Regions from separate parts of the Homo sapiens genome. Here region 1 is linked to region 2. A link is a loop called in an ENCODE intact Hi-C map of the cell type or tissue named here. Cell type or tissue: A673. All regions are shown on one strand.

Region 1 (4,000 bases), 58 kb before region 2:
GAGATGTTTCATGTTTATACTGGAAGGAAAACAAAGTCTGAAAGAAAGTTCAGCTGCAACAAAAGATGATAAATAGACTAAGCTGCTGAGCAGTTTGGTGGCCATGTAACAAACATTAAAAAAAAAAAAAAGACACCTGCTGCGATGCAGTGACTGCAAGTGGATAACATTTAGGAACATTCAAGAGGGTATTCTAGAGGAGTGGTAACAGCCTTACAGTGGCTATTAGAAGCCAGGAAGAAGAGTTTGGTTCAGAATCTGCACTTACCCCTCAGCCCCAGTAAACGTCCCTGGTGGAGGATTACGGCTAAAGTGAGAAAGGAGGAAAGGGGACATGGAGAGGTGCATGACAGGGAGGAGAGAATTACTGTGAGCCACCACTCTCAGCGTCTTCTATCTGGTAAACCTGGTGCTCAAAGCCCCTAACGAAAATAACAAGATCCCACTTGGCATAATACCAAGTAATACATAAAGTTCTTCCCAAGGCTTCTATTAGAATCTCTGCTGAAAAAGGAAAATCTGATTTATGGTGTTTTTTTTTTAAATAATAAAGCAATTTTAGTGAATCTGAATCAAAACACTAAGAACTCAATGTGCAGCATTTCCTAAATGCTAAAATTTCTCCTTTATTTCTCTGTGTGTGTGTGTTTTAAAAAACAAATCCTGTTCCAATAACTATGCTAAAATGAAGCTCTTACAAATAACTGAAATGAACTCTAGGGGATCCTGGAATCTCTTAGGATATAAGGAGAGGTCTAAATATGATTTATAAGTAACTGCAGAAAAGACAGGTGGGATTGAAACCTTGCTTTCTTTTAAAGGCTTCCGAAATACCTTCTAGTCTTTCTCCCTCCTCTGGCCTGAAAAAAGGTATGGTGATTTTGAAGTGTATATGTATTAATGTATTTTATAGACTTACAGTATTTGCTTTTAAACCATTCCCTGCCATGAATTTTGCAACACAAAAACATTTACTTAATGGATGATTAATGTAATGGAACATCATATGAGAAACACACGAGGTATATTTTATTCATAAAAACAATAAATCACATTCTTTTAAAATAGAAGATAGATGGAAAGGCTTGCTGAACTCCTGAGAAACTTCTTCCACAACTTTTTTTAAACCTCAAATAAGACAAATGGAATATACTAAACTATCTGCTAAGGAGATATGAAAAACTAAGATGAATGCTAGGTAGTGTTTTTGGATAATGGTATAATAAGGCTTAAGAAAAATGGACTTTAACTTTTATTTCAAAAGATGAAATAGGACTGTGATTCCTGAACTGTGAAAATGTTTTGACAACGAAAAACTTTTAATTATGAGTATTGGTCTTGATACATGAAAACTTATTTTCCTAGAATTTATAAGTTTCATTGAGTGAAGTAACTATAGCTAGATCTTTGCCATCACTGATTTTCTGAGCTAACACAGATTTGAATTTCAGACATAACTATTTCCTATAATTCTCCTATTTGTTCCATGGCAGTTATCTAAAAATATACTTACTTTCTGTCAATGGGATGGAGATAATGACACCATTTCCTGTCCCCACCCACAAACGATTACAAGACACCATAAGAGCTGTAATTCTCACAAAAGAGAAGCCCAGTTTTCCAGTACCTGTAAAGAAAGGAGGGAACACGTTATTGAGAAACTAAAGCAGACAGTGTTTTACATTCCAAGTTCCTTAGAAGTAGCAGGATTACAAAACAAAAAAAAAAGAAAGAAAGTAGTAGTAGCAGGATTGATACAACACAGAGGAAATGTGACTAGAGCTAGATGGATGTTTCCTGAAGGTTCACATCAAAGTAAGCTCATATTGGGGCTTATTGTCTATCTGACAATTCAGGGTTAATGGAAAAAGAAAAGCCTAAAAGTGGGTAACATAACATTATTAGTTAGAAGAAAAGTACACAGGAAATAGGATACATCAGGAACTGTGACACAGGATTTACTTAGGGAACTGTAAAACCAAACCAACACATAAAACAAAAAACCCCAACAGAAAACAGTGAAACTGGCAGGGCACGGTGGCTCACTCCTGTAGATCCTACAAGGTGGGATGACTGCTTGATCCCAGGAGTTTGAGACCAACCTGGGCAACAGACCTCACCTCTACAAAAAGTACAAAAATTAGCCAGGCATGGTGGCACATGCCTGTAGTCCCAGCTATGTGGGAGGCTGAGGTGGGAGGGTCACTTGAGCGCAGGAGTTTGAGGCTGCTGTGAACTGTGATCCAACCACTGCACTCCAGCCTGTGCAACGGACCAAGACTTTGTCTCTAAAAACAAACAAACCCAGATAAATCAAGTGTCCTTTGATCTTATAAGCTGAAAAAGTTCTGGTTTCCCTTAAGTTTTCTTTGCACAGATAAAAATCTTTGTAAACAAAATCTATACTTTTCCCCTCATTTATATACTTAGGTTCTAAAGCAGTTTAAACATTTTAAGTATTATACACAAATAATTTAGGGAGAACAAACGCATTTTTGTATTTCAAGTTAATTTTTACAACTGATCTTATTTTCAGTGACTTGAAAGACAAATTTATTGAGCAGGTAATACATTTAAGAAAGACAACACTAGTACTCATAAGTTCTACTTACAAGAACTGAGGGCATGATCGCTGAATCACAGTGTTAGAAGGAGGCTTAATTACCATTCAGCCTAACCTAGGAACCTTTAACCTCCAGTCAAAGTAGATCCCTGAAATTAGTTTGTGTTTGCATGTGTATATATTCTAGGGAGAAGGTACATAGCTAGAAATAAGGTTTTCTGAGGGCAGTAACTCTAAATGGTTGAAAACCACTGATCCAGTTCAATCATTTTTCATGAAAGGAATCCTTTATGACATTTCTAATAATCATTATAACACTAGGTCAGGTGCTAAAGATAGAGCAGGGAACAAGACAATGATGGTCCCTGATCTTCACGGGGCTTAGGGTCTGTAGGGGAGAGATTATAAACAAGAATCACATAAGACTGGTACGATCACAATAATGATAAGCCCATGAAGAAAAAGTATGACAGGACCTAAATGGTCTCTCCTGATTATGACAGTTAGGCTATGACCTGAAAGCTAAGTAAGTAAAAAGGGACCAAGAAGAACTTCCCAGGTAGATGATACAGCAGCACATGTGAGGACCCTGAAATGGGAAGGAGCTTGCTGAGCTGTGGGTCGGTATGAGCAAGGAGAGTGTTTGAGAACATGTAAGGTCTCCTGGTCATGTCACCTCACCTAAAGGCAACAGTGGAGGTGTGTGAAGGTAATATCTGCACCTTGGTTACTAGGCAGAGAACAGACTGGGGTGGCAACAGGGAGCCCAGTTAGGAGGCCTGGGGGTAAAAGGATAGTGGTAGAGATAAAGAAGTAACTGATTTAATACAGTTTTAGAGGCAGACTTGACAGTTCCCAGTGACAGATTAGATGTGGGAAATAAGAGAAGAGGAGTCCAAAATGATCCCAACTTTCCATCAAGAACAATAAGGGGCCAGGTGCATTGGCTCATGCCTGTAACACCAGCACTTTGGGAGGCTGAGGTCTGGGCCAATCACTTGAGCCCAGGAGTTTAAGGCCAGCCTGGGCAACACAGTGAAACCTCATTTCTACAGGAAAAAAAAAAAAAAGTAGCCAACATGATAGTGCAGGCCTGTCCAGCTACTGGGAAGGCTGAGGTGGGAGGATCACTTGAGCCCAGGAAGTCAAAGCTGCAGTGAGCCGTGATGGTGCCACTGCACTCCAGCCTAGGTGACAGAGTGAGACCCCGTCTTGAAAAAAAGAAAAAAAAAAAAAAAAAAGAGTAAGGTAGATTGAAACGTCTGACACTTTCAATGATAAAAGTTCACTACTCCTGAGATAACTTAATTCATTGGTTCTACCCAGCATTTTAGACTATTTAAAAATAAAAACAAGGACTGGGTGAGGTGGCTGTGCCTACCTACAGTCCCAGCTACTCCGGAGGCTGAGGTGAGAGGATCGCTTGAGCCCAGGAGT
Region 2 (4,000 bases):
AACTGAATTAATATAATTTTTTAGACACAGGATCTTGCGATATTGCCCAGGCTGAAGTGCCGTGGCTATTCACAGGTACCATTACAGTGAACTGCAACCTGGAATTCGTGGCTTCAAGCAGTCTTCTCACCTCAGCCTCCTGAGTAGTAAAATAACTTTTTAAAAGAAATTATAAAGGCCTCTTTTAGAAAATATTTGGACCTCTGAGCACCTTAACAACATTTCTAGTACATGGCATTGTGCCTAACACAGTGAGCATCAATAAATTTTTTTGAGTGAAAAAGGTAATTTTTTCAGTAGAAAATGTTAAACAACTTCTCCTATTCTAAAAGTCTGTTTAAACAGTAAATGTAAGTATTAATAAATACCTATGTGCCAATTACCTCAGATGAAGTCACATTTAAAATACAAGCTTTAAACACCGCCATTTTGAAAGTGCTGCTTATTTACATCTTTATCAGTTTCTATTCTCAACATACATAATAGGCATCTTGGTCAACATACAACACAATAGAATCTTTACCCTTTTTTTCCTTCCAAACCCTAACAGTCACCTATAGGTGGTTCCTAAAGTTATCACATGAAGATATATGTGAGGAAAAAAGCTTATAAGCAAAAATTGAGTTTATAGAACAAATTCCTTATCCACTGTCATAAACAAAACAATATGAAATATTACAACACATAATCCATTTTTTTCTTAAAACTCTACTTTTATTTTACCCTAGTAGGCACACTAATACAAAATTCTATAAAGGAGGTATAAACTAATGGAAAAACCCAAACCAGAAGTAAATGAATGAATAATGCCTAGATCTTGGTTCCTAAATACACTTCTCCCAAAAAATGTGCCAGAGCTCCTTTGAGAAGTAGTCCAATTTTTAAGAGTGGGGCAGGGAAAATACAACAGCTTAGAGCATCTTATGGTGCCAATAAGGAAGAAAGCATTCAAAAAAGGATGGGGTATGTCAAAAGAGCACAGGAGCCAACCTGAAAGAGCTCTCAATGTCCAAAGCTAGAAAAATTTGAGAAACCAAAGAAATGATAGGTTCGCATAGCCCACAGAATAATATATGTATATATCCCTTGAATTCAAACTGGACTGGAGGGAAGGAGGGAAGAAGACAACTCTCCCTGATAGAAGAATTCCAATTAATAAATGTAGAATGAAGAAAATAGAAAATAACTATTAGCAATATTTTACTAATAATTGTTGTAGGCAAAATCCACTGTGGATGCTAAAATCAGTGAATGAAAGTTTGAGCAGAAACAGGGTATCTGCACAGTCTCAAAGTATATCCACACCAAGATACTAGATTCTGTTATATTCTCGCCAAAAATACATAACCTCAATCTAATAATGAGAAATCAGAGAAGCCCAAAGGGAGAGACATTCTACAAAACAACTAACCAGTACTCTTCAAAAGTCTCAAGGTCATGAAAGACAAGACAAGACTGAGGAACTGTTACACACTGGGAACACTGGCGAGACATAATGTACAAAGGCAATGTGGAAGCCAGGTGTGCTGGTTCATGCCTATAATCCCTGCACTTTGGCAGACTGAGACAGGAGGATTACCTGAGGCCAGGAGTTTGAGACCAACCTGGGCAACATAGTGAGGCCCTGTCTGTAATAAAAATTTTTTTTAAAAAAGCAATATGGGATCCTGGGCTGGATTCTGGAAGGGAAAAAGGATATTAGTGGAAAAACTGGTAAAACTCGAATACAGGTTTACCTAACAGTATTGTACCAAAGTTAATTTCATAGCTTTGATGATTGTATTATGGTTAGTTAACATCAGGGGATGCTGCGTGAAGGGTATATGGAACTCTGCACTATTTTTGCAACTTTTCTGTAAGTCTAAAATTACTTCAAAAAAGTTATTTAAAACTGCGAACTTTAACTTTTTAAATTACATATGCATTTTATAATAGGAATTGCAAATAACAATAGATATGATTCAACTACTATAGAGATTAAAGCTTGTAGAAACTAAAGAAATAGGAACAATTTCAGAACTTAACCACAAATGGAGGAGGATGGAAAATTCTCTCAACAAGAATGCTGGCTCTGTTTAGACATTTCCTGTTCTGCATGCTAAGCACATCCCCTGAAGAATGCAGCACACATTGACTGGCTTTACATACCAAACTCTGCTAACAAGAGCTTCTCACAGCAGTTTACTAAAGTATCACAAGTCATGTGATTTTATGAGAACTCTCTAAAATTTTCACAAGTAGGTGTCTATCCAATTGGTTTAGTTAGTTAAAATTGCTTTTCTCAGATCTAAAGGTCACATTCTACTAATAATCAACAACCAAGGATGCTCTTCAAAGAAAAAAATACTTTTTTGGAGTACATATGTATACACATGCATACATGTGTGTGCATGTTCTATGCCAGCCATATAATTTTCATGATGCTTTCTAGGCCTTGGATGGTTATTTACCACAGTATTATTTGTAACAGCAAAAGACTAGGAAAAATGAAGCTGTCTCAGCAACGAAGGAGATCTGAATTGCAGCTGGGATATGTGATCCCTTCCCCTCTGCCCTTCTTCTAAGATTCTGATACATCAATTATCTTTCTTCACTCCCTTGTCTTCAATTTTTCTCTCTATTGAACCCTTCTTGTAAGCATAGCAACAACCCAGTCTCTCCCATTCTATACTTTTCCCTCTGCTCTGCCAATCTCCACCTCAAGTTATCCTTTTTCTCTCCTCCCACCACAATCACCATTTTGAGTAGTCTACACATGTTATTTCCTCTTTTTATGATTTACAGTTACTCCTGTTACTGGCCCTACAACTTAAACTGCTCAAATCTACACCTATAAATTTACAAATTCAGTCCTCATTCTACTTGACTTCCCCACACCAGCTGACCCTGCTGACATCTTCTTCCATTCTAAAACTCCCTTTGTGCCTCGACTTTCAGCGCTCAAGTCTCTTACGGTCTCTCTTCTCTGCCACTACAGCCCTCCACTAATGCCCTTCTTTTCCCATGCATCTTCTTTCTTCTCCACTCCAGCCCCCTCTCCCCCTACCACACACAGATGCTGCCTTCCTCATCTGCTCAGGCTCTGACACTCTATACCTGGGACCTCTCCTTGGGGAGGCTCTCATCATCCTGTTTAGGGTCTTGTACCCCCAAGCCTGGCTGCCATCCTGCAGGGATGTCCTTAATGTTGCTGGGGCCCTGACTCTCTACACCAGGCTACCCCATATGGATTACCCTTGTAACTTTGCTTAGGTTATGATAACAACCCCACCCCTGCTCCTAAGCACCATGGAAAGCCTTACCTTCCTCTGCCCTGCCTGGTGGCTTTAGAACTAAATTGTGCAGAAAGGAAAGAGAAAGGGAAGATGAAGCAATACTATACCACCTTAATAATTACGCTTTATAGTAAATCTTAATACCTGGTAGAGCAAGTTCTTATACTTACTGTTCTTCAGGACTGTCTTGGTTATACTTGGCCTTTTGTTTTCCAATTCCTTCATTTGTAGCTTCTTTGTGAATATAATTCAGTAAGATTAACTGTCTCACCTTAACATTTTGTCCATTCTCAGTCTTAGCCCATGACTATTACTATTATTATTCATTATTTTTCTTGAGACAAGGACTTTGTCACCCAGGCTGCAGTGCAGTGGCATGATCATGGCTCACTATAGCCTCAGCCTCCCAGGCTCAAGTTGATCCTCCTGCCTGTGCCTCCTGAGTAGCAGTGACTAGAGGCGCACACCACCATGCCCAGCTGATTTTTAAATATTTTGTAGAGACAGAGTCGCTTGACACTAGAGGAATAAATTTTAAAAATACATAAAAAATAGGCCGGGCGCGGTGGCTCAAGCCTGTAGTCCCAGGACTTTGGGAGGCTGAGGCAGGTGGATCACTTGAGGTCAAGAGCCTGGCCAACATGGCAAAACCTCGTCTCTACTAAAAACACAAAAATTAGCCAGGCACGGTGGTGGACGTCTGTAATCCCAGCTACTTGGAAGGC

Evidence for each region. A loop is a pair of places that touch in the nucleus more often than their neighbours do. Peaks named below come from ENCODE experiments on the same cell type or tissue, not always from the same donor. Only the 100,000 strongest peaks of a DNase experiment are listed, where the experiment ranks them.
Region 1: it touches region 2 in a loop (2.3-fold over the local background); 3 of 110 quality-filtered maps call a loop at or near these places.

The regions. Positions count from the first base shown.
Region 1 is chr17:50,975,595-50,979,594 of GRCh38, forward strand. It overlaps SPAG9 (sperm associated antigen 9), which reads right to left. Exons shown (of 30, transcript NM_001130528.3): 27 at 1,514-1,627. Among named protein-coding and RNA genes, the nearest start is that of TOB1-AS1, 110 kb to the left of the region's middle. In A673, no CTCF peak of the experiment used is centred here; a DNase peak (open chromatin) is centred at 1,567; H3K27ac peaks cover 1,279 bases.
Region 2 is chr17:51,033,513-51,037,512 of GRCh38, forward strand. The region is part of intron 5 of SPAG9 (sperm associated antigen 9); the gene reads right to left. Among named protein-coding and RNA genes, the nearest start is that of SPAG9, 85 kb to the right of the region's middle. In A673, no CTCF peak of the experiment used is centred here; a DNase peak (open chromatin) is centred at 2,109; H3K27ac peaks cover 1,851 bases.